Regions from separate parts of the Homo sapiens genome. Here region 2 is linked to region 1. A link is a loop called in an ENCODE intact Hi-C map of the cell type or tissue named here. Cell type or tissue: heart right ventricle. All regions are shown on one strand. Links, peaks and the distances in the headings refer to the core of each region. The heading gives the core; the rest is flanking DNA.

Evidence for each region. A loop is a pair of places that touch in the nucleus more often than their neighbours do. Peaks named below come from ENCODE experiments on the same cell type or tissue, not always from the same donor. Only the 100,000 strongest peaks of a DNase experiment are listed, where the experiment ranks them.
Region 2: a loop joins it to region 1, with 2.6 times the contacts of the local background. A loop is called at or near these places in 23 of 110 quality-filtered maps.

What each region holds. Positions count from the first base shown.
Region 1 is chr5:6,283,189-6,298,533 of GRCh38, reverse strand. It overlaps the pseudogene HMGB3P3. Among named protein-coding and RNA genes, the nearest start is that of LINC02145, 46 kb to the left of the region's middle. In heart right ventricle, for the core only: a CTCF peak has its summit at 6,364 (motif pointing left); no DNase peak of the experiment used is centred there.
Region 2 is chr5:6,529,074-6,544,418 of GRCh38, reverse strand. No RefSeq gene overlaps it. Among named protein-coding and RNA genes, the nearest start is that of LINC01018, 45 kb to the left of the region's middle. In heart right ventricle, for the core only: no CTCF peak of the experiment used is centred there; no DNase peak of the experiment used is centred there.

The DNA of each region.
Region 1 (15,345 bases), core at 4,035-9,034:
GTTTGTATTGCTAACCACCAGTCAAAAGAAAACAGAGATATCGACCTGGCGTGGTGGCTCACATCTGTAATCCCAGCACTTTGGGAGGCTGAGGTGGGTGGATCACGAGGTCAGGAGATCGAGACCATCCTGGCTAACACGGTGAAAACCCATCTCTACTAAAAATACAAAAAATTAGCCGGGTGTGGTGACGGGTGCCTGTAGTCCCAGCTACTTGGGAGGCTGTGGCAGGAGAGTGGTGTGAACCCGGGAGGCGGAGCTTTCACTGAGCCGAGTTCACACCACTGCACTCTAGCCTGGGTGACAGAGCAAGACTCCATCTCAAAAAAAAAAAAAAAAAAGAAAAGAAAACGGAGATATCAAAATTAGTAGCTATGTCACTGCTTTTATGTCCATTGGAAAATGTATAGGTTTGATTTAAGTAAAAGATGGAATAGGCAACTTTCAGTTTTGGACATTGATCTTAAGCATCCTTACCACAATGATTAAAAAAAGAAGGTAACTATGTGAGGTGATAGATACACAAATTAGCTTAATGGTGGTAATTATTTCAGAAAGTATATGAACATCAAAACATCAAGTTGTACACCTTAGGTATATATAATTTTTTGTTGTCAATTATACCTTGATAAAACTGGAAAAAAAAGTAGTTAAGGGCACACCTAAGATAAAGACACGAGGAATGTTGTTGAAAAGTATAGAAGCCAGAATTCTAGTGGGAATCCATTTGTTAACACCATTTGTTCTGGTGGAAAATCCAATGAGGAATCCATATTCCTGTATGCAACCATCCATATTATATGAAGGAATCACAACTCATACCCATGGGGATAACAATTTTGGAGCAGTTTAGGGATTTTGCTTAAAAAAATTAAAGTAACTTGGAAAGTTTTTTAAAAAGAAAAGTGGATTTTGCTTAAATGAAACAACAGTGGACGTGACATTCCAATAAAATATAAAAAAATTAGAACCAAGTAACAAAAATGCTTACGTAACTGTGAATAAGATTGTTTACTAATGATTCTGAAACTGATTGTATCTATTATAAATTACAATTCAGTGGCAATTGAAAAGCGATTTGAATAAGTTGAGCCATATTCTGCTAATTTTGGTTTTCCTTATAATGTTCCAGAATTGAACAATTTAGAAGAAGAAGGCTGAGGTGGGCAGATCATGAGGTCAGGAGTTCAAGATCAGCCTGGCCAACATAATGAAACCGCGTCTCTACTAAAAATGCAAAAAATTAGCCGGGCATTGTGGAACGTGCCTGTAATCCCAGCTACTTGGGAGGCTGAGGCAGGAGAATCGCTTGAACCCAGGAGGCAGAGGTTGTAGTGAGCGGAGATCGTGCCATTGCATTCCAGCCTGGGCAATAGTGCAAGACTCCGTCTGAAAAAAAAAAAAAAGAATTAAGTAAATGTAATAAATGAAGAGCTAGAAAATTCATTGATTATATGTCATTTTACAGCTCATGTTTTAAAATAAGCTTTTAGTTGTAAAATAATTTTAGACTTACAGAAAAGTTGTAAAGAGAATACAGCCCTCATATAAAGCTCACACAAAGCTTCCCTGATTGTTAACGTTTAAATTAGTATGTTACATTTCTCATAATTAATGAAACAACATTGACATAGTATAAACTAAAACCCATACTTCATTCAGATTTCTTAATTTTTGCCTAATGCTCTTTTTCTGTTCTGGGCCCGCGCCCAGGATGCCGCATTTCATTTAGTCATCCTGTCTCCTTAGCCCCCTCTTGGTGGTGCTGTTTTTGCAGACTTTGTTTGGGTGACCTTCACAGTATGGAGGAAAGCCGGCCAAGTATTTCGTAGAACATCCTTCCGTTGGGATTTGTCTGATGTTTTCTCACGATTAGTTGGGGATTACACGTTTTTGGGGAGGAAGATCACAGATGTACAATGCCATTCTCATCATGTCACACAAAGGGCACATGCTATTAACATGACTTACCACTATGGAAGTTAACCTTGAACACTCAGATGCAGTCACACTTGTGACATTTCTCTTCTGTAAAGTAACCCCTGCTTCCTACTATACTCTTTGGAAGGAAGTCACTATGCACAGCCCATACTTAAGAGTGGAGAGTTAGGCTCCACCTCTTGGAAGGCAGAGTATCTGTACAGATTATTTTGAATTATTTTGTGTGACAGCCTTTTCTATTCTTCCCCATTAATTTATTTATTCAATTATTTCTTTATATCAGTGTGGACTCATGGATGGACTTTTTTTTTTACACTTTGGGTTATAATCCAATACTACTTTATTCATTGTATTGCTCAAATTGGTCCAGTTTTGACAATTGAAAGCTTTTTAGTTGGGTTCTATTTTACTAGAGCCAACTTAGACCATTGAGACATCTTTTAGTTGGCTTCCTTATCACAGTTTTGAATGTTATATATAATTAAATTTAAAAAATAATTATTACGAATATTTTATTTTCTGATATTGTTGTTATTACTTACTTGCTTCCTGGTGCTGCGAGATGCTTAAGGTTCATCTTCTATGTTTCCTGCCCCAGGCCTAGAACCAGCCATTTCCCCAAGGATACCAGGGTCCTTCCATTGCAGGAGAGTATTATGAGTGGAAACCATGGTCTGGAGCCTAGATGTACTTGCTGCCACTGAGGTGTTGTTAGTCCTAGTTGCTATCATCTGACAGCAAGGAAATACGTGTGTATACCAGCCTGTGTATATACATATATCTATAAATGTTTCTCTATGAAACCATCCATATTCATATTAAGGTAAACATGAGTTTATGTCACCAATGATGAGCCGTCATCACGTGGAGTATTCTAGCTCCTCCAGTTATCTCGAACCTTCCATTTCAATCGTGAGAAATATAACTCCTACCATTCACCATCCATTTATTTAATCGTTCAATTTCACTAGACATGCATAGTGGTCAGAATTATTAACCTGTACCCCTGTGGGAAGCAGCTTTATCAGCTAGAGCACAGTGCTTATATACTGTTTCTGTTGTGTTTAGTCTTACAGGCTCCATGCATTTTCTAAGTTACTTAAGCCAGTGCCTTTTCCACTTGCCTCTGAAGATTATGTCTTACACTTGTAAAATAGTCACATTCTTTTTCACAATCTTTATGCCATCCTGGAATCCTTTGACCTCTTGAGTAATTTTCAAAAAAAAAAAAATTTTGCATACCTTAAGGTTTCCTCTTTGTGCTGCAAATTTATGTTATGGGTTTTGTATAGTGTATGTACCCACCATTACAGTATTATACAGGATAGTTTTGCCACTCGAAAACAATCTTGTGCTTCACCTATACACGCCCTGTCCCCAGCATGAACCTCTGGCAACTACTGATTTGTTGTCTTTATGCAATTTTTCCCTTTCTAGAATATCGCATAACTGGAATCAGTACATATCCTGTTCAGATTTTCATCTTTCACTCCACAATATGCATTTAAGTTTCTTCTGTGTCTTTAAGTGGCTCACTAGCAGCTCACTCCTTTTTATTGGAGAATGGTATTCCACTGTATGGATGTACCAAGTTTGCTTATCCATTCATCTATTGAAGGACCTATTGGCTGCTTCTAGTTTTCAGTGGTTATGATAAAATGACTACCAACATCTGCATGAAGATGTTTGTGTGTACAAACGTTTTCAAATTGGTGGGGTAATTACCCAAGAACATGACTGCTGGATCATATGGGAAGAGTAAATTTAGCTTTAAAAGAAACTGCTAAACTCTCTTCCAAATTGGCTGTGCCATTTTGTATTCTTATTAAAAATGAATGAGAGTTTCTGTTGCTCTGTATCATTGCCAGATTTGATCTTGTCAGTTATTTGGATTTTAGCCAATTCTAGCTAACTTAGCCATTCCAATAGATCTGTAATGATAACTTATTATTGTTTTAATTTGCATTTCCCTAATGAATAATGATGTTGCCTATTCACATGATTAGTTTCCATCTGCAAGTCTTCATTGGTGAAGTGTCTAAATCTTTTGACTGTTTTAAAAGCTGAGTTATTTCATATACAAAAATTAACACAAGATGGACTAGAGACTTAAATGCAAAACCTCAAACTATAAAAATCCTGGAAGAAAATCTAGGGAATACCCTTCTGGTCATTAGCCTTGGCAAAGAATTTATGTCTAAGTCCTCAAAAGTGAATGCAACAAAAACAAAATTGACAATTGGTACCTAATTAAACAAAAGAGCTTCTGCACAGCAAAAACAAACAAACAACAATAACAAAAACTAACGGCAGAGTAAACAGATGACCTATGGGATGAGAGAAAATATTTGCAAAATGTACATTTCACAAAAGACCAATATCTAGATTTTATAAGAAACTTGAACAAATCAAAAAGAAAAAAAAAACTATTTAAAAACTGGGCAAAGGACATAACAGACACTTCTCAGAGAAAGAGAAAGACATATAAGTGGCCAAAAACATGAAAAAAATGTTCAACATCACTAATCATCAGGAAGATGCAAATAGAAAGCACAATGAGATATTATCTCACACCAGTCACAACGGCTATTACTTAAAAGTCAAAAAATAACAGATGTTGATGAGGCTGTGGAGAAACGGGAACTCTTACACACTGTTGGTGGGAATACAAAGTCGTTCAGCCTCTGTGGAAAGCAGTTTGGAGATTTCTCAAGGAAGTAAAACTAGAATTATTATTCAACCCAGCAATTCCATTACTCAGTATATACCCCAAGAAAAATAAATTGTTCCATCAAAAAGACACCTGCACTTGCATGTTTATCATAGCACTATTCACAATAGCAAAGATATGGAATCAACACAGATACCAAACAATGGCGGATTGGATAAAGAAAATGTGGTACATATACACCATGGAATACTACATAGCTATGAAAATAATAAAATCATATCTTTTGCAGCAACATGTATGCAGCTGGGGCCATTATCACAAGCAAACTAGTACAGAAACAGAAAACCAAATATTGCATGTTTTCACTTTTACAGAGGAGCTAAACATTGGGTACACATAGACACAAAGATGAGAACAATAAATACTGGGGATTCCAAAAAGGGGAAATGGGGGGACAGGATTGAAAAACTATCTATTGTGTATTATGTTTGCTACTTGGCTAACAGGATCATTAGAAGCCGAAACCTCAACACCATACAATATACCTATGTAACAAACTTGCATGTGTACCCCATGAATCTAAAAAAGAAAAGTTGGGTTATTTCTCTTTTCATTGTTGAGTTTTAAGTTTCTTTGTATATTTTGAATACAAGTCTTTTAACAGATATGTTTTGCAAATAGTTTCTCCCATTCTGTGGTTTGTATTTTTATTTTCATAAGTATCTTTTACATAGCAGTTTTAAATTTTAATAAATTCCAAGTTATCAGTTCAATTTACTTTCATGGATTATCATTTCATGTTGTATATAAAACCACCTCAAAAAAGCCAGGTCTTATAGTTTTTTCTCTCGTCATTTCTTCCAGAAGTTTTATAGCTTCGTGTTTTACATTTAGGTATATGGTCAATTTTGAGTTAATTTTTTGTGACATGTGTAAGGGCTAGGGTTTTATTTTCATATTGACATCCAAGTTTTCTAGCACAATTGTTAAAAAAAACTGTCTTTTCTATATGGAATTGCCTTTGCTCCTTTATCAAAGATCAGTTAACTATATCTGTGTGGCTCTATTTATGGACTATTTAGTTACATTGACCTATTTATTTATTTTTGCCAACACTAGGTTTTGATTACTGTAGCTTAATAGTAAGTCTTGAAATAGAGCACTGTGAGTCCTTCAGCTTTATTGTTCTTCCTCCTCCTTCTTCTTCTCCTACTCCTTCTTTAGTGTTGTGTGATCTAACTATTTTGCCATTTGATACACACTTTAAAATTAGTTTATTGATGCCTACAAAGTAGTCCAGTAAAGTCTGGATTGTCTTGAATCTGTGGATCAAGTTGGAAAGAACTGACATCTTGACAATATTGTCTTCCTATCCATGAACATGGAATATCTGTCCATTTATTTAGTTTTTGATTTCATCAGCATTTCATAGTTTTCTGCATTCATATCCTATACATATTTTTGTTATAGTTATACCTAATCATTTCATTTTTTGTGCTATTGTAAATGGTATTTGTATTAGGGTTCTCCAGAGAAACAGAAAAACAGAAACATCATCATCTCTGTGTGTGAGTGCGTGTGTGAGACAATGTGTGTGAGTGTGTGTGTGTGTTTGGGGTGGGGAGACAGGAAGATTTAAAGAAATTGGCTCATATAATTGTGAAGCCTTGGCAACTGCAAATATGCAGGTTAGGCAGCAGGCTGGAGACCCAGGGAAGAGTAGAAGTTGGACTCCAAAGGCCATCTGCTGGCAGAATTTTTTCTTGCTTGAGAAAGGCCAGTCTTTGTTCTACTGAATGCTTCATCTGATTGGATGAAGCCCACCCACATTATAGAGGGTAATTGTCTTTACTCGAATTCTATCCGTTTAAATGTTAATCCAAAAAAATACTTTCACAAGAAAGTCTAGAATGTTTGACCAGATATCTGGGCACTGTGGCTCAGTCAAGCTGACACATAAAATTAAGCATCTCAGTATTTTCTTTTCTAATTTCAAATGCTAATTTTTAAATTTCTGGTATAAAAGAAAGCAATTGACTTTTGAGACCTTGTTATACATATTTATTAGTTCCAGAAGTGTTTTTAATTGGACTTTTCTACATAAAAGATTATATCTGTGACTAAAGACAGTTTTACTTCTTTCTTTCTAATCCATATACATTTCTTCCTTTTTCTATTTTTATTGCACCAGGTAAAACTTCTAGCACAATGTTGAATAGGAATGGTGAGAGAGGACATTGTTGCCTTGTTCCTGATTTTGAGGGGGAAGATTCCACTCTGTTTTCTTTAAATATGATATTAGCTTTCAGCTTTTAATAACTTTTTTATCAAGTTGATGATGTCCTCTCTGTTTCTAGTTTGCTAAGAGTTTTATGATAAATGGGTGTTGGATTTTGTTAAATGCCTTTCTCTGTGTTGATTGATTTGATCAAATTATTTCTTTTCTTTAGCTTGTTGATATGGAGGGTTACATTGATTTTTTTTTATTTTTGAGTCTTGAACCAGCCTTGAATGTTTTAAATACATCCCACTTGGTTGGGATGTATAATTCTTTTTGTACTTCGATGGATTTGATTTCCTAATATTTTGTTGAAGTTTTTCATATATATTTATGAGAGATATCAGTCTATAGTTTTCCTTTCATTTCACATCTTTATCTGATTTAGGTATTAAGGTAATCTGGCCTCATACCTGAGTTAGGAAATGTTCCCTCTGCTTTTATTTTTTTGGAAGATATTGTAAAGAATTAGTATTATTTCTTGAAATGTTTGTTAGAATTTACTGGTGAAAACATCTGGTATAGTACTTTCTTTTTAGGAAGGCTATAAGTTATTTATTCAATTTCTTTAATAAACACATGCCTATTCAAGTTGCCTCTCTCTCCTTGTGTGAGTTTTGGTAGTTTGTGTCTCTCAAGAAATTCATTCATTTCATCTAAGTTATCAAATTTGGAAACAGAGTTGTTCATAGTATACCTTTATTATCCTTATGCCAAAGGGATTCATTATTTAATGAATATTCTCTCATTTTTTATATCTGTGATTTATATTCTCTCTCTCACTTTTGGTAATCCTGGCTATAGATTTATCAATTTTGTGATTTTTTTTTTTTTTTTTTTTTTTTTTTTTTTTTTTTAGGGAAGAAGTAAAGTTGTTTTTATTTGCAGACAACCTGATCATTAAGTAGAAAATCCTAAGGAATATATTAAAAAATGCTAAAATTAATTGAACTTATCAGAGGTGTAGGACACAAAGTCATTATAGAAAAGCATTTTTAAAATAGATGAACAGTTTTTTTAATTCATCCTCCTCCTTTACTTCCTCCTCGTCTTCTTCATCTTCCTCTTCCACTTGTTTTTGGGCAACTTTAGCAGGACCTTTTGCACCATCAAACTTTCTAGACTTATAGTCAGCAACATCCTTCTCATACTTCTCCTTCAGCTTTGCTGCCTTGGTGATTGATATGGTTTGGCTCTGTGACCCCAACCCAGTCTCACCTGGAATTGTAATCCCGATAATCCCCACCTGTCAAGGGTGGGACCAGGTGGAGGTAATTGGGTCATGGGGGCGGTTGCTGTTCTTGTGATAGTGAGTTCTCACGAGATCTGATGGTTTTACAGGTGTCTGGCATTTCCCCTTTTGGCACTCACTCCATCTTGCCATCCTGTGAAGAAGGTGCTTGTTTTTCCTTGCCTTCTGCCATGATTGTAAGTTTCCTGAGGCCTCCCCAGCAATGCGGAACTGTGAGTCAATTAAACCTCCTTCCTTTATAAATTACCCCGTCTCAGGTTTTTCTTCGTAGCAGCATGACACTGGACTAATGCAGTGAGGTAAGGCTCCTTTCGCTGTCATTTAAGTTATTCCACATCTCAGCCAGCTTTTTTGCCACATCTCCAATAGAGATGTCAGGCTTTGTGAATTTGATCTTGGGCAGAATTCTGAACAGAACAGGAGGAATCCAGATGGTGGTCTTTTGTGGGCATTAGGATCCTTCTTCTTGCCTCCCTAAAATAACTAACTCTTTGGTTCTTTGATACTTTTGCTGACTTCCACAAATTTGGCTACATTGTATTTTAATTTTCATTTAGTTTTCAAAGTCTTTTTAAATTTCTTTGAGATTTATTTTAGACCTATGGGGTATTTAAGAGCACGTTATTTAATTTACAAATATTTGGGAATTTTTCAGCTATCTTTCTGTTATTAATTTCTAATTTAGTTCCATTGTAGTCTGAGAACATGCTTTAAATGGGTTTCTATTTTTTCAAACTTAAGGTGTTTTTCAAGGCCCAGAATGTAACCTATCTTGGCAAATGTTCCCTGTGAGCTTAAGAAGAATGTGTATTCTGTTACTGCTGGCTGAAATATTTTTAAAAATGTCAATTAGATCAAGTTGATTGATAGCGCTGTTCAGGTTGTCCGCATCTTTACTGATTTTCTGCCTGCTTAAACTGTCAATTCTGGCAGTGGCTAACTATAATAGTGGAGCTGTTTATTTCTCCTTTCGGTTCAGTCAGTTTCTTCCTCATGTATTTGGATGCTCTGTTGTGTGATATATTCATGCTTATAATTATGTCTTCCTGGAAAATTGACCCTTTTATTGTTAATGTCCCTCTTCATCACTGATCTTCCCTGTTCTGAAGAGTGCTGTGTTTGAAATTATTACAGCTATTCCTGCTTTTTTATTCAAGAGTGTCAGCATGTTACAACTTTCTCCATCCCTTCAATTTTAATTTGTCTGAGTCTTTCTATATAATATGTGCTTTTTGTAAACAACATATAGTTGGATATTTAAAAACAAACTCATCTGACAATTTTTTAAAAATAATTTCTTAGGCTGTACACTTTAAAGTGCTTATCGATATAACTGGATGAATATCTACTGTTTTTAACAGTTCTCTATTTACTCCATTTATTCTTATTTTTTAAAAAATTTTCCTATTTTTCTGCTGTCTTTTGCTTTATTGAGCATTTTATATAATTCTATTTTATCTCTTCTCTGAGCGTGTCAATTTTAATTCTTTTAGCTTTTTTTTCATGTTTGCCTTAGAATTTACAATATTTATTTTTACATGATCCAAAGCAACCTTCTAATGCTGCTACACTTCGTCACATGTGGTGCAGGAAACTTCTACTGGAGCAATCCCAATGCCTCTCTCCTATACCTTGTGACACTGTTGCCATTTATTCAGCTTCACTGTGTGCTATAATCTCCCAATGCATTGTTACTGTTATTACTTTAAACAGCCAATTATCTTTCAGATAAATTAAGCATAAGATCAATAAAAGCATGTTACTTCCACGTATTTCTTCTCTGATACTCTTAATTTTAAAAAATGTAGAACCTGGTTTCTGATCTCTGTTGTTTTCCTTCTTTCTGGACACAGAATTTCTTTGAATATTCTTGCAGAGCTGATTTGCTGGCAATGAATTGTCTCACTTTTTGCTCATCTGAGAAAGTATTTTTCCTTCATTTTTGAAGGATAATTTCATGGGATATAAAAATTCTAGATTGGTTGTTTTATTTCCTTCCAACACTTGAGATATTTCACTCCATTCTCTTCATATGTGCATAATTTATGATGAGAAACACTGTAATATTTATCCTTGATTTTCTATAGATAAGATTGCTCCCCCACCCCGATTTCTTTCAAGGTTTTTTCCTTGTCTGATTTCTCGCGCTTTGAATGTGCTACGCCTATGAATGGGTGTGTGTGTCTTTTGGCATTAATCCTGCTTGGTGTTCTCTGAGCTTCCTAGATTCGGGGCTTAGTATTATCTTTAATTTTGGAATAATCTGGGCCATTATTACTTTAAATATTTCTTCTGATGAGTTCTCTCTTTCTTTTCCTTCTGATATTCCAATTACACTTATGTTACAACTTTTGAAATTGTCTCCAAATTTTTGGGTGTTTGTTTTTGTTGTTGTTATTTTTGTTGTTTGCCTGTTTCCTTGTTTTGTTTTTACTCTTCTCTTTCTGGAAGTTTCTATGGACATAGCTTCAAGCACACTGATTCTTTCCTTGGCTGTGTCTAGTCTCTTACAAGCCCATCAAAAGCATTTTAAAATTTCGGCTACAGCGCTCCTGATTTCTAGCATTTCCTTTTAATTCTTTCTTAGAATTTTCATCCCTCTGCTTACATTACCCATCTGTTTTTGCATGTTTTCTACTTTTTCCACTAGTGTTCTTAACATACTAATCATGGTTACTTTAAATTCAGTGTCTGCTAATTCCAACATCTGTGTCATCTCTGAGTCTGATTCTGATGCTTACTTTGCCTCTTCAGACTATTTTTTTCTTGCCTCTTTGCATGCCTTGTAATTTTTTTTTGAAAGTTGGATAATAAGAACGAAGGTTCATAGGCCTTTATGTGAGGATTTATGTGAATCTGGCTGTGAGCCAGGCTGCTGTTTCAATGTTTGCTGTGGCTCTAAGTGTTAGGGGCTTCAAATTCCCCTAGTGTCCTTGTTTTTTATCTTCCTTCTTGTCTTTGAGCTTCTTTTAGAACACTCCTTTGACAGTCTGTGACTTGCAGCAATATTAGCTGTGCTCCGCCGCTGCATGGGAGCCCTGCTGGGCGTGGGTGGTAAGGGGAAGGGGAGGAGGCGTGTCTGTAAGGTTCTGATTGAATGTCGGTGGCTTGGTGGGCCTGTGTCTGTGGGCTGTGACCTTCACCAGTCTTTCTTCATGGGATAGGTTTCACCTGCTCCCCTTTGGATTCCCTGGCTGTAGCATTGCCAATTTATTTCCTTAAAGCCTGGCCCCTGGTGACTAGTTTTCCCCTTAAGTGAACAAGGGCTGGAGATGTATTAATGCCCTTAACCCGTGTTTTTCCCTGGAGAGTGAGCCTTTGCTACAGAGAAGGTCTGGGCACTTCTCCCCCACCCCCCCTCTTTTTTGTACAAATGTAATAGGTACACGTGCAGTTTTGTTATGTGGATATACTGTGTAGTGGTGTAGCGTAATCATCGCCCAGATAATGTACCTTGCAGCCACTAAGTAATTTCTCATCTCTCACTCCTTGCTCACCTCCCACCCTTTGGAGTCTCCAATGTCTATTATTCCACACTCCACATCCACCGGTAGACATGATTCAGCTCCTACTTATACATGAGAACATGCAGCATTTGACTCTCTGTTTCTGAGTTATTTCACTTAAGATTTTGATAATATTTCTTCCCTTCCCCATGCCATAGCCATAAGAGATCTTTCTTAGATCCTTACCATGGAAACCTGGTGTGTGTCCAGGTAGTGACGCCCATGAACGTGTGGGCGCCCTCACGCCTCCTGCCATGCTGTGGTTTCCAGAAATTTCTCAGTCTCTTGCTGGTCCACACTAAGCCTCCAGCAACTCAGACGACTGTGTATGTGCTTCTTCCAGTCCATGGCTCCAGCAGCTCCTGCTCTAGGTACACAGACCGTGGTGGGTACATCGCTCCTGTTGTGCCTGTTTTCCTAGGTTTTGGGGTGGTGGTTTGCCCTTCAGTCTCATTTTTCTGATGAGTCTAATTTTTAAAAATTTATTTTCAGTTTGTTGAGCTTCTAAGAATGGATGGGAGTGTTGTCTTCCAAGTTCTTTATTTGTCAGAGCTGAATCAGGAAGTCTTATGGGTTATGTTTGAGATTTTCTTTTCACCTTTGGTTTTCAACAGTTGGACTTTGAAATTTTCTGGCATGCTTGCCTTTTCTTCCTTCCTTCCTTCCTTGTTTCTTTCCTTCCTATTTCCTTCCTTCCTTATTTCCTTTCTTCCTTCTTTATTTCCTTCCTTCTTTGTTTCCTTCGCTCCCTCCCTCTCTCCTTCTTCTCCATCCTACTCATAGTTAACTGAGAGCAATTTGTAACTGTGAAATGATTTACTTTAATTTATTTATTTTCTCAATTTAGAAAATTATGACCCATTCTTTCTTCGCTTTTCTTTTCCTGTCCCATTACATCTTCTTTTTGTTTCAGGGACTTAATTGGTTTATCCTATACGTTCTTTTCTGCTTATTCCAAAGGCTGGACCATCTGTGTGTGTCTGTCTATTAATTGCACTTCTTCTCTTCTTTATGGTTCCAATTTTTTTATGCTTCTCTTCATGTCTAGTAATTTCTAACTTTATAGTGAGTTAGTTGCATTGTAGAAACCCTGGATTTTGATTTCTTCCTCTATAGGATGTCATATTTGTTCTGGAAGGCAATGTAATTACTAGATAAATGCTTCCATCCAGTTCAGTCCTGTCTAGGGACAGATCATTTAGCTTTTGCTCTTAGCCTGAGGATGAACCTATTAGTCCTAGGATGTGATGTGTATTCTCACTGTGTGGCTGTTTCTGGGTTTCAGTGGGAAGTTTGAAGCATTCAGCCAGCATGTCTAACTTGGTGAGACTTTCATATCAAAGCCCAAGGGAATGAAAAATGGGAAAGAAGTGGAAAACTGGGAAACCACAATGGAAGGAAATAAAGCAGTTAATAGAATAGATACACAAGATGGTCTAGGCTTTGGATTCTGTAGGATATGTCCTTCATCAATGTCATAAAGTTCTGAGCCATTATCTTTTCAAATGTTATTGTTTTCTCAATCTTCTTCCTCCTCTTTTCCTGGTAGTCCAAAAACATCTGTGCTAGACCAATTTATTCCCTCAGTTCTCTGGGTCTCTTATCCTCCCCTATTATTTTTTTTCTACCCCTTTGTCTCTCCATCTTTATGGCAGGTATTTATTTTCTTTCTAATTTATTTTCCAATTTACTGATTTTCTCATCAGCAATGTCTAATGTGTTGGTAAAACAATCCATTGAATTTATCTCGGTTATTATATTATTTGTCAGTTCTAAAATGTTTTTAATCAAATTTTTACTTAGTTTTTCAATGTATATGCACACAAACACACAAGTGTCTGTTGTGTATGTGCATGTGTGTGTGTATGTCTTTGTGTGTGTAGGTATCAACCTATTCAAACAGGTAGATTTACTGTCTTTTCATGGGCAAAGCATACATATTTGGCCCAATATTTGCAAAATTCAAATTCAGCATCTTTGCTATAAAATGTTTCCAAGTTTAGAAAAAGGTTATAATGGTAATGAAAAAATTCTTATATAACACTTTTTTCTAAATTATACTTTAAGTTCAGGGGTACATATGCAGAATGAGCAAAGACTTGGAACCAACCCAAATGTCTATCAATAATAGAGTGGATAAAGAAAATGTGGCACATATACACCATGGAGTACTATGCAGCCATAAAAAAGGATGAGTTCATGTCCTTTGCAGGGACATGGATGAAGCTGGAAACCACCATTCTCAGCAAACTATCACAAGAACAGAAAACCAAACACTGCATGTTCTCACTCATAAGTGGGGGTTGAAAAATTCTTATATAACACTTTAATACCTTTCATTCATGTAAGTTTATTTGATCCTCACAACCTTATTATGTGAGCTAGTCAGTTATTCTTAGTCCCATTTAAGAAATTTAGCAACCAAACTTCAGAAAGGTTAAGTGGTTTTCTGTTTGTTTCCTTAAAAACGTTTGAATACATAATTTCAACCTTGTCTTCTGTTTTAATATTAAGTTATAGTTATTTAAAATCTGTGTCAAACATCTGTGCCTCCTTGAGTTTCTTTCTATGTATGTTTCTGTTGGTCTTCTTTTGTGAGCTTTTATTTAAGTGTTTTTCTGTTTTAAATTGTATCCGGATATGGTATTGCCAATTTGTATGGAAGAATATTATTGCTTTTCTCCAGTGTAGATTTACACCTATTTTGCAAGATGCCTGGCTACACAAACAATGTGAGATTACTTCTGTCTAATTTCAAGGCTTCAGATCATTTTAAATTGAACTGAAATACTGTGAGATTCTACGTTATATTGACTCTTATTTTTAGGGTGCAGCCTTTGGGATTCAAATCCAAGAGAAAGACTTCACCAGGATCTTCCTGCACAGACCCTGGCAGGCCCTGATGCTGATCTCCATCTCTTTAGCTTTAAGAACGTTTTAAATGTGACAACACGCCCCTTGGCCTCTCAACTTCCCTTCTGAATTTGGCATATGCCCCTAAAGAAAAGAAGTAGCTGAGAATGTCTGGTTCATTTGGCATATTACCCACATCTGAGCCTGGTAATTCTTTACTATTTTGTTGACTTTCTTCTGTTTTTGTATTTTGCACAGCTTTTCAGTTAGAGAGTATTCTTAATTATCTAGCCCACTCTTACTGGAAGCAGAAATCTCCTAATTTTTCTTTTGTAATATAGTCTTAGTCCTTCTTTTAACACTAATAATTTTAAACATTCTTCTTCTATAGTCTTTCATAAATATTTTTATTATGTAAATTATGGATCCTGTTCAGCATGTTTGCTGCCGACTCATAGAATATTTCCTTGTCTGTGTGTGTTTTAATGTTTGCTTATGAACTCATTTTCTTCCCTTCTCCTGATTTTCCCTGTGGAAGTCAACGTTGCCCAGGTCCTGAAAATTTACTATGGCATATTTGCATTTTCTTTGCTTGAAAGTCGAGGACTTTTGCCAATTTGGAAATTAAAAGCACCATGTTGACTTAGCATTCCCTTTACACATGAAAAAATTAAATTTAAACTCCTAACCAGTGCCTGGTACTGGTGCTGCTTAATTTCTCATGCTGGATGTATTTTTCCATTGTATAGTCTTAGTGACATACAGACTTCCTCATTGCTATCACAGGCTTATGAACATTGTTCTTTTAGGTCTGCTACTGAGGAAGAACCCCTTCATGGTGCTG
Region 2 (15,345 bases), core at 6,884-11,883, 240 kb before region 1:
ACTTAGAGCCCAGGCAGAGGGCCCATTTGGAAGGGCTATGAGATGAAGGCAACCAGGGCCAGGAATGGAGGCCAGGAAGGCGCTGGAGGGAACGGGGCTGGGGCTGGGGTTGGGGTCAGGGACCAGACCAGAGGGAAGTTTCATGGCCCAGGAAGGGGATGAACAGGTGCTAAAGATGCCTGTGAACTCCATCCTGGTGGACCGTTTGCTCTTTCGGTGTTTCTGGGATGCAAGACCCCCAGGGATGCCAGGAGCCCATGACCGTTTTACATTCTGAGGAGCAGGGAGTGGATACATTACAGAGTGGATAAAATACTTTTTTGCATGGCCGAGTTCTGGTGAGGGCCCTCTTCCTGGCTTGTAGATGGCCTGTGTCCTCATGTGACCTTGCTCTCTGTGTGTGTGTGTGTGTGTGTGTGTGCGTGTGTGTGTGTGTAAACATGGAGTGGGGGAGAGAGAGAGAGACAGAGGAGGGATAAAAGAGCTCTCTTGCTTTTTCTTATAAGGACACTGGTCTCCCCATCAGGACCCCACCTTCACGACCTCATCTAAACCTAATTACCTCCCAAAGAGCCCACCTCCACGTACCATCACGCTGGTGTTTAGGGCTTCCACATGTGAACTTTGGAGAGACACAAACATTCCATCCATCACAGGGCCCAAACTGAAGGAAACACTTAGTCCCATTCATCCCGACCCTCTTCTGTCCCTTTTTGAAGATGTCACAGTGACTTTGACAAGATCTAAGTAGAATAAGCAGAAAGCATCCAACTTCCAACCACGGCAGAGGGCAGGTCCCTGAGCCAGGATGCCGTTGGGGATGTGTTTCCATTTCAGGGTCCTACTCCCTAGGAGGGGGGCTCTGTGCAGGGAGCTGGTGAGGAGGGACTGCCCTTCCAGAGGCCACTTTTGACATCACCCCCAATAAGGGTGAGTAGGTGAGATGGTGTGGGGGCTGGCGCTGGGTTTGTGACCTTCAGCTTGGGAGACCCTCCCTGCTGAGCCCCACCAGGACTGTGGGGGCAGAGCCACACTTCATGACATCCTCCTTTTGGCAGAGTTGTGTCGGCCGAGTTCCTTACATCAAACTCATCTTCCTCCATCAGCAGGCCTACTGAGGTGCTCAGTGGTTGCCCACTTCCCACCTCAGGGTGCCCACCTGTGCCACCGGGCATACAGTGACACCCTCCCACTGTGACCTCTGTGGAACCGGGGCTCCCTATGCTGTGCTCCATGCACTCTGAGGGGACCATGGAGCAGCCCAAGGACCAAGGGAGGACTTTGGCACAGCCAGCATCTCGGGTCTTCAGTAGTCCTGTCTGGGGGGCACGGTGCATTTCTTGGTAAGGACATTCCTGCTTTACCCGCTGCACAGGGCACCTGGCCCTCAAGTCTGGCTGGGGAATTTCCAAAGTGGGCAATTGTAAGACATACGCCGCATTTTCTTTTGGCCCTAACTGGAAAAACTTTTCTTCCCTATTTCCTTAACTGAGCCTGCCAGATGGTACCACCAGAATGCTCTGAATGGCTTCGTGTCTCCTCCAGAAGAGGAGCCAGTTGGAACCCAGAGTGTCTGAGAGCAGCTTGCTGTGCTGAGCAGGTGTGGCTGAAGGAGCTCTGTGGGGTGGGGCCCCATGCAGCTGGAGAAGGGGTGAGGTCAGGACTGCTGAGACAAACTAACAACCCCAAGGCCATCTTTTCTTACCTTGGTGAACAACAACCATTGCTGAGTCTCAGCAGGAAGACATCATCCCCTTTAGCCACCTGCATTTCCACTGGGATCACCCCTGCTTCGCCATCACCTGGCCTGACAGGGGCAGCTGGCTGGGTGAGCTGACCCACACCCTTCTCTCTGAAGGGGGGCGCAGAGGCTCACAGCCCCAAGGGGACTCCCCCCGAGGCCTCCAGGCCACGGTTCTGGTTTAGGATCTGTCTGGACATAGTTGAGTCTAAACCATTGGTTCCCAACCAAGGGCAATTTTTCTTCCCCAGGAACATTTGGCAATCTTTGTAGATATTTTTATTTTGCTTGGTATATATATATATATTTTTAATTGAAGTGAAATTAATTCACATAACACGAAATTAACCATTTTAGTGTGAACTACTCAATGGCATTGAGCACAGTTGAGCACATTCACAGTGCTGTGCAATCACCACTTTTTTTTTTAGACGGAGTCTCGCTCTTGTCCAGGCTGGAGTGCAGTGACACAATCTCAGCTCACTGCAACCTCTGCCTCTTGGGTTCAAGCAATTCTCCTGCCTCAGCCTCCTGAGTAGCTGGGATTACAGGTGCCTACCACCATGCCCGGCTAATTTTTGTACTTTTAGTAAAGACGGGGTTTCACCATGTTGGCCAGGCTGGTCTCGAATTCCTGACCTCAGGTGATCTGCCCGCCTCGGCCTCCCGAAGTGCTGGGATTACAGGTGTGAGCCACTGCACCTGGTGCAACCACCACTTTTATCTAGTTCAAAAACATTTTCGACTAAAAGGAAACCCATCCCCATCAAGCAGATACTCTGTATTTTCACTCTGTCTAGCTCCTGGCAACCTCCAGTGTGCATTCTGTCTCTATGATTTACCCACCTTGGATAGCTCATATAAATGGAATCACACACTGTCCACACTTCTGTATCTGGCCTCTGTCATTTAGCATTATATTTTCGAGTTTCATCCCCATTACAGCATGGATCGGTGTTTCATTCCTTTCTATGGATGAATAATATTCTATTGTATGGATAGACTGCTTTTGTTTACCCACTTTTCCACAGATGGGCATTTGGATTATTTCTGCCCCTTGGCTATTGCAAATAGTGCTGCTATGAACACCAATGTATGTCTGGAGACATTTTTGGTTGTCATAATTGGAGGGGAGATGTGCTACTAGCAGCAAATGGGTAGAGGCCAGGGAAGCTGCTAAACATCCTGTGCACAGGAGAGTCTCACACAACAAAGAACTACCCAGTGCAAAATGGTGGCAGGGCCAGGGTTGAGAAACCAGTCCTGGCATTTCCACGTAAAGATTCTAACTTATTGGACCCCAAAACTGCTTTGTCAGGAAAGTTACTTTTGTAGAAATTCATATCCTTGAATCTTCTTTGTCTCCACTGGCAAATCCTGTTGACTTTCTCTTCAAGGTATGTCCACAATCCCACTTTCCCTCCACTTCCATTTGCTGCAGTATCCAAGCTCCGATCATCTTTTGTCTGGATCCAGCAAGGGCCTTATACTTGAGCCACCCACACTGATGCCTTCAGTTTGCATGTGGCTGTACAATGGTGACCCAAGTCCCTAGGTGACCCCCAAAAACCCTACGTGGCCAGGCTATCCTTCCTTCTGCATGCTCTTCCCCTGTCCTCCTCACTTATCCTGCTGTAGCACACTGGCCTTCTTCATGGTCCCAGAACACGCTCTGGGTTTTCCAAGGTGGATTCTTTGCTCTTGCTCTTCCCTTGGCCTTGAAAGCTGTTCCTTCAAACATTCGCACGAGCTGCCATCAGTTTGGTTAGTGTAGTCTCTGCTGACATGCTGCCTTCTCAGAGAGGTCTTCCCTGTCCAAGCCTCTCTCTTTTCCCCCTTGCTCTGTTTTGTTTTTCAGAGCACTTATTGTTACCTAGTCATATAAACTGTTTGTTATATTTATTTGTGTATGTTTCACTCTTTTTTTTGTCCTTCCTGCTAAAATGTAAGTTCCATCATGCAGGAACTTTGTCTTTGCAGGGCTCTCAGCTCCTAGAATAGCGTCTGCCACATAAACACTCAGTGCATACTTGTAGGATGAGCAAATGATTATATATTGTGAATGAGCTCAGGCTCCCTGAAACATTAAACTCTCAGGGATTATGATCCTGTGGAATATAGTGTTGAACTCAAAGCTGTGTGCAAAAAAAATTCTCAAGCAAGTAAACTAGAGGTCACAGTGTCCACCTGCTAATGCTTTTTTGTGTGGGTATTTTTAATGTAGAAGAGTCTCTCCAACTCTTACTCAGAGCCTGTTGAAGACTGTGACTTTCGATAAATTTCCAACAAATGTTGCAAACTGCTTTTCCAGGCTGCCACAGGCTGGATGCAGAAAATCAGAATGGATCAGACTTGGTAGCTTAAGACCTAGGGCTGCAACAAGAGATGACAGCAGCTTGGAATTATCTAACGTAGGCCAAGAACTCAAAAGCTCATAGCCATCTGCATGTTGAGGAAATTGCTCTGCGCACCAGCACATCACCTGAGAGGGGTCTGGGCAGTGCTAGGACAACTCCCACTCCCGAAGCTCACACTGAGTTACTATCGTGTTTATAACTAAGGCAGAATTCTTTACTCAGAAGTATGGTAATGTGCACCCATATTTCAGTGCTTTTATCAAAAATGGCTAAAACGCTTAAAGTTTTGTTCAAACTTTATAAGATTTTTGTGGACTGGAAAACCACCTTTGTGGATCAACACATCCTATAATAATGCTGGAGAACAAAGGGTTGCCATAAGTGAGCTCATGTGCTCGTAGACCAGGATAAATCTAAGGCTGGCCCTGACCAGTATTTCTGCTACTGGTGAAGTCCAAGACTGGGATCCCTCAGGACTAACTTCTGATAGGCAGGAGAACCAGGGAAGTCCTAGGAAAACTCAGCTGCTGAGAAGTCTGTTCCTAGCTAGACTGGCTCAGAAGAAGGTCTACACCAAAAAGTTTCAAATTCTGTGCTCACTTGCTTAGAACTGTGAATGGAACATGGCCCATGTCCAGTCTCTGTTCACCACTTCCCCATCCTCACTCTATACTATAAACTCAGGCACTTGTACAAGTATATAGCAGCACATGTGCCTGACAATCTCTACTCTTATCGACAGGTACCAACTAGATCTACTGGGGATCACAGTGCATTGATTTGAAACACTAGAGTATAATGAGAACAAATAAAAGAACAAGGGTACAGAGTAATCAGCTTCATTGAGCCACTCATCCATCCATCCACCCACCCATCAATCCATCCATCCACCCACCCACCCAAGCATCCATCCATCTATCCATCCATCATCCATCCAACCATCCATCCATCTATCCATCCATCCATCCATCCATCCATCCATCCATGCATCATCCATCCACCCAAACATCCATCCAACCATTCATCTATCCATCATCCATCCAACCAAGCATCTATCCATCCATCCATTCATCCATCCATCCATCCATCCATCCATCCATCCATCCCTTTATCTAACCATCCAACCATCCATCCCTTCATCCATCTATCCATCAATCCATCTCTTTATCCAATCATCCATCCAAATATTCCTCCCTCCATTCATTTAACAACTTCTCGCTGGGCACCTACTGTGTCCAGACATTGTGCCAGCCAGACAGTAGGCAGTGGACATGACAGATCAGGGTTCAGCCTTCATGACACTTAGATAAAATGCTGGAAATGAAAGGACATGAGGGATTATTTCTCTCACTCTTTCCTATTAGTGATGGCACAGTGAGGCCCAGAAAGGTGATCACCCATTAAGAGGGAGTAGGTGGTAGAGCTGGATGAGAATACACATGTTTTGGCTTCCCACCTGGCATTCTCAGAGGCTGCTGTGAGCTCACTGGCACTCTGCAGGCCATGACCCAGACTGAGCTTTTCTGAAGCCATGTAATGAAGAGATTCCCAATGCTCTTTATTAGGGTTCTCCAGAGAAACAGAATCAGAACCAATGAAAAATATATACATATGTGTATATGTCTGTGTGTGTGTACAATGTGGGGGTTAGGGGAGTCAAACTCTGAGAAGTTGAAGATCTGTTTATAACTGTTGACCTTCCAAAACTTTTGACTCCCAAAAAACTTAACTACTAGTAACATATTTTTGACCTGAAGCCTTACTGATAACATAGTTAACACATATTTTGTATGAGATATGTGTTATATATTGTATTCTTACAATAAAGTAAGCTAGAGAAAATTTTACTAAGAAAATCATAAGGAACACAAGATACATTTACTACTCATTAAGTGGAAGTGGATCATTATAAAGGTCTTCATCCTCATTGTCTTCACATTGAGTAGGCTAAGAAGGAGAAAGAGAACGATTAGTCTTACTGTCTCAGGGGTGGCAGAAGTAGAAGAAAATCTGAGTATAAGTGAACCCATGCAGTTCAAACCCATGTTTTTCAAGGGTCAAATGTAGGGGCATATGTGTGTGTATACACATAGAGCTTATATATATGTAACGATCTGCCGTTAGCAAGCTGGGCTCAGAGTCCAAAAGCAAGAAAAAACTGTCACCCCAGTTTGAAGATCATCAGGCAGGAAAAATTCTCTCCTACTCGAGGAAGAATCAGCCCTTATATTCTATTCTGGCCTTCAGTGGATTGGATGAAGCTCACCACATTAGGGAGGGCAATCCACTTTACTCAGTTTATTGATTTAAATATCAATCTCATTTCAAAGCACCCTCATAGGCACACCCAGAATAAAATTTGACCAAATATCTGGGCACTGTGTGGCCCAGTAAAGTTGACACATAAAATTAACCCTCACACACTACAAGGAGCTGCAGACCTGTCCAGCAGGAAGAGGTCATAGGATATGAGAGGCATTGTGTATGATGGGGGTGGTTTGGGAGCTGTGCTGTAGAAAAGCTAAATGGTCACCCTGAAAGCCAAACACAGCATCCTTCCCTTCCTGGTGGGTAACGCTGTGAGTGTCTGGGATGAGGGAGGAATCAATTTTCTTTTTTTGTTGTTGAAGGGAGAGCTTTTGGTGACTTTTATCTTGTGTGTATAGGTTATTGCTATTTTCTATTGTTCCCGAGCAGAGTTCTTTGAGAACCTGCGAATCCATCACTAGAAGATGATAAATGATACACATTGCAGAGGGAAGAGGACATTTCACATGTGCACACTTCTTTTTTTTTTTTTTTTTTTTTTTTTGAGGCAGGGTCTCACTGTGTCACCCAGACTGGAGTGCAATGGCGTGATCTTGGCTCACTGCAACCTCCACCTCCCAAGCTCAAGCGATTCTCCTGCCTCAGCTTCCTGAGTAGCTGGGATTACAGGTCCGTGCCACTACAGCCCAGCTAATTTTTGTATTTTTAGTTGAGACAGGGTTTCACCATGTTGGCCAGGCTGGTCTCAAACTCCTGACCTCAAATGATCCTTGGCCTCCCAAAGTGCTGGGATTACAGGCATGAGCCACTGTGCCCGGCCTCACATCTCATATCTGCACACTTCTAATGAGAATCTGCTCTGCCTTGAAATTAGGTCTGCTAATTTTTTATTTTTTCTATGAAAGGACAGCAGAAAAAATTGTTCTTTGGTGACTCTGGTGGTGACTGTACATCCTCAGTAAGCCGAAATTGGGGGGTTAGAGAGCTGAGAGTGGCTGTCAGCTCTGGCCTATATCTTTTTCCTGAGGAGAGCAGTAAAATACAGCAGAATGCCTCAGAATGGTCACCTGGTGATCAGGTCATGGAACCTGTACAGGGAAGAGAACAGTTCTTTGCCCCAGAGACTGAGTGACCACACTTAGAGGCCCTGGACTATTTAAAGACTGAGGGTCTGCACCCTTGCACAAAGGGCAGGAGTGGAGCAGGTCATAATCAGGTGTTGCTAGACATGGTATTCTGTAGGAACAAGGTCCAGTGAAGACCATTTAGCTGGTTTTTGCCTCTTGGTAAAATGTCTGCTTGTGGTGAAAGTCCAAGTTTGGAATAGCCCAGAGAAAGGAGAATCCCACCTTTAGTGGATCCTTGAGCCTCAACATGAGTGATGTTGACACAGAGGTATGGGGTATTGGAGATGGGAGACAAGAAATCTGGGTCCTGAGTTCCCTGCAGGGGCCCCTTCTGTGGCCCTGGGTTGATGACTCTGGGCAACAAGTGACAATCTGAGCTATTAGCAGCTGCATTGGAGGTCTCTGTGGCAGGCCAACAGGCTAGGTCACAGCCTGGATTAGGAGACTTCTTGGGGAGTAAGGCACAAGGGCATGCCAGCTTCTGAGGTTGTTGAGGCCTGCATTTGTAGGGAGCCCACAGACCAGCCCTCTCTAGATTCTTTGGAGGAGAAATCATTTCTTCTGATTACCAGGGAAAACAGCAGGTCCAGGGAGGAATGGAACAAATTTCTGCTCCCAGCCTGTGGACTCGAAAGAAGACAAGGGTCCTAGCCCTGCCTTGGATTGGCCTGACCCAGTACCATCTTGGTTGCCTTCTTAGCTCTATGGGTCCTACGTGGCAAAGACTTATTGACAGGATCCTCAAAGGACCAAGGGGCTCTTAGGGTCACCCACAACCAGAGGCAGGGCTGAACCTGAACCTCGTGAGATCTAAAGGCATTTAGCAAGGTGGTGTTTGTGGGTAGAAGGGACAGATAAGAATACCAGGCAGATTGTTGAGTAGAAGCATATCCAATAGAAAGTCCCTGGTCAGGGCTGTGGAATGGGGAATGATGGCATCAAAAACCTCAACCACAGCCAGGACAGGGGCCTTGGATGGAGGCAGGATGTGGAGGTGGAGGGCTGAGGCACTGTTTACAGGGCTCTTGGCCGTGGCTGGTGAGGACTGGACAGCTCAGTGCTGAGCTACCTTGCACTATTGAATTTCTTGTGTTTTATCATTTGTCCTTTATCCCTTGTCCATACTGTCTTTAAGTCTGTTGATACAACTGTGGTTTCTCTTTGATAATAAGTACCCAAGGGAAGGGGCCCTGTATCAGATCCAACCACTCATGAGAGAGTCAACAGCCGTGTTTGTTTTTTGCTCAACCTAACTTCAAAAATCAATGTGATAGAATTTTTCACTTCCTTAGTGACCTCAGATAGGTTGAACACATTCTTCTGATGGCCCATCATTCACTTATGCATTCGATAAATATTGATTGAACTTCTTTGCACTTTGCTTGCTACTATGGTGTTAAAAGATGGGTCAAGCATGGATTCTGTCTTTCCAAGGAGTTAGATACATGAATAATTTTAATACAAGATCAATATTTGCAAGCTATTCAATCATCTTCCAAGAAAAACCAATAGAATCAACCAATGATTACAGTAAAGAGAAAACTTACCAATGCTGATGGATACCTGATCAGTTAAAAAGAATCCAGTGTTTTTGTACAACAGAAATAACCAGCTAGAAAAACAAAATATAAAGTATCTAGAAATCATTTAAGAGTATATGAAACTTCTATGGGGAACATTTAAAACTTTAGTGACAGATATGTTAGATACTAGAAGTTGATATGAATAAATAGAAAATAATCCCTCTCCAAGCTGGGATGACAATATTTTAAAGAAGACAGTTCTTAAATTAAGTGAGACATCCAATAATTGAATTTTTTTTGAGGAACTTGATAAACTTATTATAAAATTTGTCTGAATCTAACAAAACTAAGAAAGGAGTGGGAAAGGGGACTTGTCTTATTAGGTATAAGGACAGCCTGTAAAGATGTAGTAATAGAAACAATATGGTATTTTTGAAAGAAAAAACAGCCAAGGTAACATAGGACAGAGCTCAGAAAGAGAGATCCTGAGAATCTCACACGGGAATAGAATATACAACAAAGGTGGTGCCTCCTTAAAGTAATAGAAGATAATGTAAGTGATGTCTTTGTAATACAGAGGTGGAGAAAGACCTGTAAATCCCAAAATGCCATAACTGAAAAAACTATTGACGAATTTAGTATTACCATGATAAAGATTTTTGTTCAATGCTGCCTGGGAGAAGATATGTGTAATGTCTAAAACCATTGAGTGAAAAATAAGTAGACCATAAAAGGAAACATTGAAATTAACAAGGAAAGGGCAAAAACTCCACTAGAGAAATGAGCAAAGTATGCAAAGAGGCAATTTACAGCAGAAGAAACATCAAAGACTTGCAAAAAGAGAGAGTTGTTTAAATCCACTAGTAATTAAAGAATTTGCACATTGAAAGACACTGTCACTTTACACCCATTAAAACTCTCACTTTATACCATTAGGCTTGAAAACGTTTTCAAGTTGGATAATGTCACTTGTATCTAGGGATAGAACTTTCTCCAGGGTGGGGGTGGGGGTGGGAGTGAAGGGTGGGGAACGGAAGTATAGACTAGTGTAGTCATTCTTTAGAGCAATCCGTCAGAATTAGTGACATTAGGGATACACATAGCTATGCCACAGCAGGTCTGCTCCTACAAATGAATCCTGAAGAGACTCTCACCGACGTTCTTAAGGTGACCTGCATGAAGGTGTTCATGGCAGCATTCTTTACGCGGGTGAGAGTCGGCTCCAAGCAGACGGGTAGAACATGGAGTAGGCACCTGTGATGGTGCAGTCTTCTCTGTCAACCTGGGAGGCTCCAATCCCCAGTTATTCAGTCAAGCCTCATGTAGGTGTTGCTCTAAAGGAATTCTGTAGGTGTGATTAAGGTCTACAATTGTTACTGGAAAGGGTTCCCAATCCCGACCCCAAGAAGGTTCTTGGACCTCTTGCAAGAAAGAATTTGGTGGGTAAAGAGTAAAGTGAAAGGAAGTTTATTAAGAAAGTAAATGAATAAAAGTGGCTACTGCATAGGGAGAGCAGAGGTGCAGGCTGCTCAACTAATCATACTTATAGTTGCTTCTTGATTATATGCTAAACAAGGGGTGCATTATTCAAGAGTTTCCTGGGGAAGGTGTGGGCAATTCCTGGAAATGAGGGTTTCTCTCCTTTTTAGACCATATAGAGAAACTTCCGGGCATTGCCATGGTATTTGTAAGCTGTCATGGTACTGGTGGGAGTGTCTCTTAACATGCTAATGTATGATAACTAGTGTATAATGAGCAGTGAGGATGAACAGAGGTCACTTTTATTGCCATCTTGGTTTTGGTGGGTTTTGGCTATCTTCTTTACTGCAACCTGTTTTAACAGCACACTGAGCCCTGGCTCCCACGGGCTGCCTCCTGATGCCTCTGTCATGATACTTCTTCTTCTTTTTTTTTTTTTTGAGATAGAATTTCACTCTTGTTGCCCAGGCTGGAGTGCAATGGCGCAATCTCGGCTCACAGCAACCTCCACCTCCTGGGTTCAAGTGATTCTCCTGCCTCAGCCTCCCCAGAAGCTGGGATTACAGTCATGAGCCACCACTCCCAGCTAATTTTGTATTTTTAGTAGAGACGGGGTTTCTCCATGTTGGTCAGGCTGGTCTCGAACTCCTGACCTCAGGTGATCTGCCTGCCTTGGCCTCCCAAAGTGCTGGGATTACAGGCGTGAGCCACCACGCCCAGCCCATGGCACTTCATGACGCTTCAGCAAGAAACACCAGGCAGCTGTTGCCACTGGCCTCCTAGCCCCTACTCTGGGGCTTGGGGGTCAACTTCCCCAGGACTTACCTTCCAAAACCAACTTTCTTCATTTTGTATTCTAGGTACGAGACAGTGATTTACTTCTCTTTTCTCCTCCTCCCTACTGTTCCTCCCCATGTTTTCAGAAAACACTTCTGCCTCCTGTCCCTTCTTGGTCAATCGGTTTTTGGTCGACCCCTGTTCTCGATCCTGTTTTCTCCTGTCCCCAGGATGCAGAAGGTGGTGAACCCAGGAGCTGAGGAAGGAGGTTTCCAGTTCGTTTACATTAAGGGCCCTGGGGGAGAATAAAGCTCAGAGCAGGAGGGAGTAAGGAAACGTTTCCTTTTTGTTTGTATTTGGTTGGAGTTTCTTATGTTTGAAAACACTGCAGTATCCATGAGTTGGCCTTGCGGAGGGTGTTCCTAGGTAGAGGTGAGAATGGGGAGGCAAACTCCCAGGCACCAGGCAGGAGGTGTCTTGTTAGCTAACTGGGCAGATGTGGAGGTGCAGTGTCATCTGCATCTCTGGAACTCTTCCAAGGCCCAGTTTCCCCTCACTCAGCCTCTTAAATATCATTTCCCCTATTGTGGGGATTGGACCCCAGAGTCCTCCAAAGAATCGGTTGCCTGCATCGTTGGCTCTGCTGTGATCTAACTGGGGGAGAGACCAGTTTCTGATACTCATCCTCTGATTTATACATATGCATTTTTCCCCTCTGGCCTTTAGATGGCCTCAGGCCCGGCTACCATATGCCCCTGCAGTTTGCACTTTAACTGATGGTAGTTCAGCTGGGGTACTTGTTTTACGGGAGTTTTGATGGATTTACCTGCCCTCCCACCTTCTTTTTAATTCAGTGGAATCTGAGGTTAATATAAGGTTTTTGGAGACGTTATAGATAAAAACACCAGTGGCAGCTACTCAAGTCCAATCTCCACTGTTAGCGTCCTCCAACTCCAATTCTTAACTGATATTCTTGCCAACCTAGCTATGGAGTATAGGTTTGCCTTTCCTGGAGATTTAACTGGGTAACTGGGGAGTGTCTCAGGATAGCATAGGCCAAGCTGGGGATTAAAAAGGAGGTCGGGCAAAAGGGAGGAGTTTTCTATCCTGTCCCGGGTTTCACATCCAATTTGATATCCATTACCATGACTTTTCTACTTCCCTGTAAATAGGTATGATGTTTATTCCCACTGTATAGTCTGTTCTGTCTTCTCTCTCCTATCAGGCCCTGCTTCTTTCCTCCTTTGTTAATATCTTGAATTTAGTCCCTCCATCCTTAATCCCTACCCCTCCCCACCATGCAACCAACGGTTTAATCCATGTACCACCAGGGGCAAGTACCACAGAGGCCTCCTTGGGGCACCTTCATATCACACCACCTGTTTCTGTGGACATGGAATGACTGGCACTGAAGGTACCTTACAACTGGCTCATTATCAGAGGACACTGGTCCTTTCTAAATCTCTAGCCTTTCTTCATGTCCCTTATCACGTGTTTTAAGATGTCTGTGGGAGGCCATCAAGGCAAAAGAGAACTTTAAGTTCCTTGTTCCAGCCCAGAGTTTTGGTAAAGAAAGAGAGAGAGAGAGAGAGAGAGAGAGAGAGAGAGAGAGAGAGAGAGAGAGAGGAAGGAAGGAAGGAAGGAGGAGGAGGAGAAGGAGAAGGAGAAGGAGAAAGACAAGGAGGAGGAGGAGGAGAAGGACAAGGAGAAGGAGAGTCACGGTGACCTAGGATTAGAACCTTTCTGCCCTTTTGGCTTGCAGACTGCCTTCTATTCCATAACAGCTGAGAAATCTATGAAGCTGAGATTCTGAAGGGCCCAGCTTAGGTTCTTCCACTTAGGCCTCAGTTCCCTTCCTTTTCCAGTGGCAGCCTTAGTTCCCATGGCCCTGAAACACACACATTTCTCCCTGCCTTTCCGAGAAGCCTCTAGCCCCCCCAGAGCACTTAGTGCATCCTTTTTACAAGTGGAAGAACTGGGATGGCTTTCTAAAGTCTCTTAGAAATGAAGTTCTTTCTCTGTCAAGCTTTGCCCCATGGAGCAGGAGTGAAGGTGTTTCATTGTCTTGGGGCTCGGAAACCACTTATCCAGGCTTCTCCCCCATCCCACCCCTATAGGAACAGGATCTAGCCTTAGCTTCTGGGCAATCGGCTACCTTCCCTCTACTTCCTACCAGATCTTCTGCCTTCCTTTGAGCTCTGCTGGGCTTGGGGATGTTAGTTTTTTTAAATTTCCCAGCTCATTTTTCTCTTCTGGCCAGTTTTTTTAAGGCAGTGGAGGCAGGGGCACAGTGTTCTGGTTTTTTTCTTTTTGTTTTGTTTCTAAGAAAGCATTTACATTTCTTCCTCTCCTAACATAACAATCGTGGTAACAGAATGTGACTGCTGATTTACTGATGTATTTAATGTAAGGAAAAAAAGGAAAAAAAGAAAAAAATACCCAATACAGCTATTTTCATTGTATTAGATATTATAAATAATCTAGAGATGATTTAAAACATGAGGGAGGATGTGCATAGGTTATATCAAATACTATGCCATTTTATTTTTGAGTCAGCGTCTTGCTCTGTCACCTAGGCTGGAGTGCAATGGTATGATCTTGGCTCACTGCAACATCCGCCTCTGGGCTCAAGCTATCTTCCCACCTCAGCCTCCTGAGTAGCTGGGACCACAGACATACACCACCATGCCTGGCTGATTTTTGTGTTGTTTGTAGAGATGGGGTTTTGCCATGTTTGCTCATGGTCTCATACTCCTGAGCTCAAGTGATCCTCCCACCTCGGCTTCCCAAAGTGCTGGGATTACAGGTGTGAGTCACTGCACTCAGCCTATGCCATTTTATATGACACTTGAGCATCCTTGGATTTTGGTATCTTTAGGGGTTGGGGGTGGTTCTGGAACCAATTCCCCATGGATACCGAGGGATGACTGTACTTCATCTTGGTGCTCAGTTGGGGAAAATGCTGTGGTGTGGCCACAATGGCTGGTTGCTTCCCTATGTCTATTCTCCTCTTCTTTCACAGTAACAGACCCCAGTTTTGTTTGAGGCATAAATAAATGAAAAATGGTTCTACCTCTTTTGGAGTCAGCTTTTGGCCAATAAGACATAAGCTGAAATGTTGTGTGAAGTGTCTAGGAACTATCTTCAAAAGACAGAGGCATAACCTTCATCCTCCCATCCTCTTTCCTGTTGTCTGGAATGAAGATGTAATGGCTGGAGCTTCAGCAGCTGCTTTGGACGATAAGGCAATGTACTGGGAACAGGAAGGAGCTAGATAGAAGTATCCTGGGCCCTGGCATCCATGGGGTCACTATACCTGTCTCCCAAATAAACCTCTGATGTGGAGGCTCCCGACTTTTAATGCCAGAGACTAAGTCAGGACTTCTTCCAGAGCCTAACCATCTGAGGTGACTTTATGTGAGATCATAATGTATTTTTATGTTTTAATTTCTGTGGTTTGGAGGTTTTTTGTTATAGGTAGCTGAACCAAATCCTAACACACTTAAGGAAGGGAGATTAAGACTATTGGTTGATCCATGCTGGTGGCACAAGATGCAAGTATTGATGAGTAGTTGGTGCAGGAGGTGTGAGGAAAAGAGAGAGGTTCAGATGCCACCCAAGTTTTATGCTTGAGTACTGCACTGACAGAGCTGGAGGTGGGGAGAGAAGTACATCAGGGAATGTACTGAGCTTGGTTTGGGTCAGAGAACACTCAGGCTATTGGAAATGGGGACCTGGGAATTAAGGAATAGGCCTGGGGTAGAGATTACACTGAAGTAATAGGTAGAGACATACAATGAGTGAGATCACCCAGGAGTATAAGTTGCAACGTAAGATGGTAATCAGTTACAACTAGCAGGCAAGAAGGGAACCAGGAGGAGCAGGGGAGTGGGTGGTGTGGTGGGAGGCACAGGGGAGAGAACACAGAGAGCAGAGCAGCCTCCCCAGACAGAGAGACGGGGTGGGTGCCAGCCAGCAACACCAGCTGCTACTGTTCATCAGGCAGCCCCTGGCCAGGTGTCCACACTTATTTTTCTAGCAAAAATCCCAAATGGGAAGGAAGTTTTAGGGAA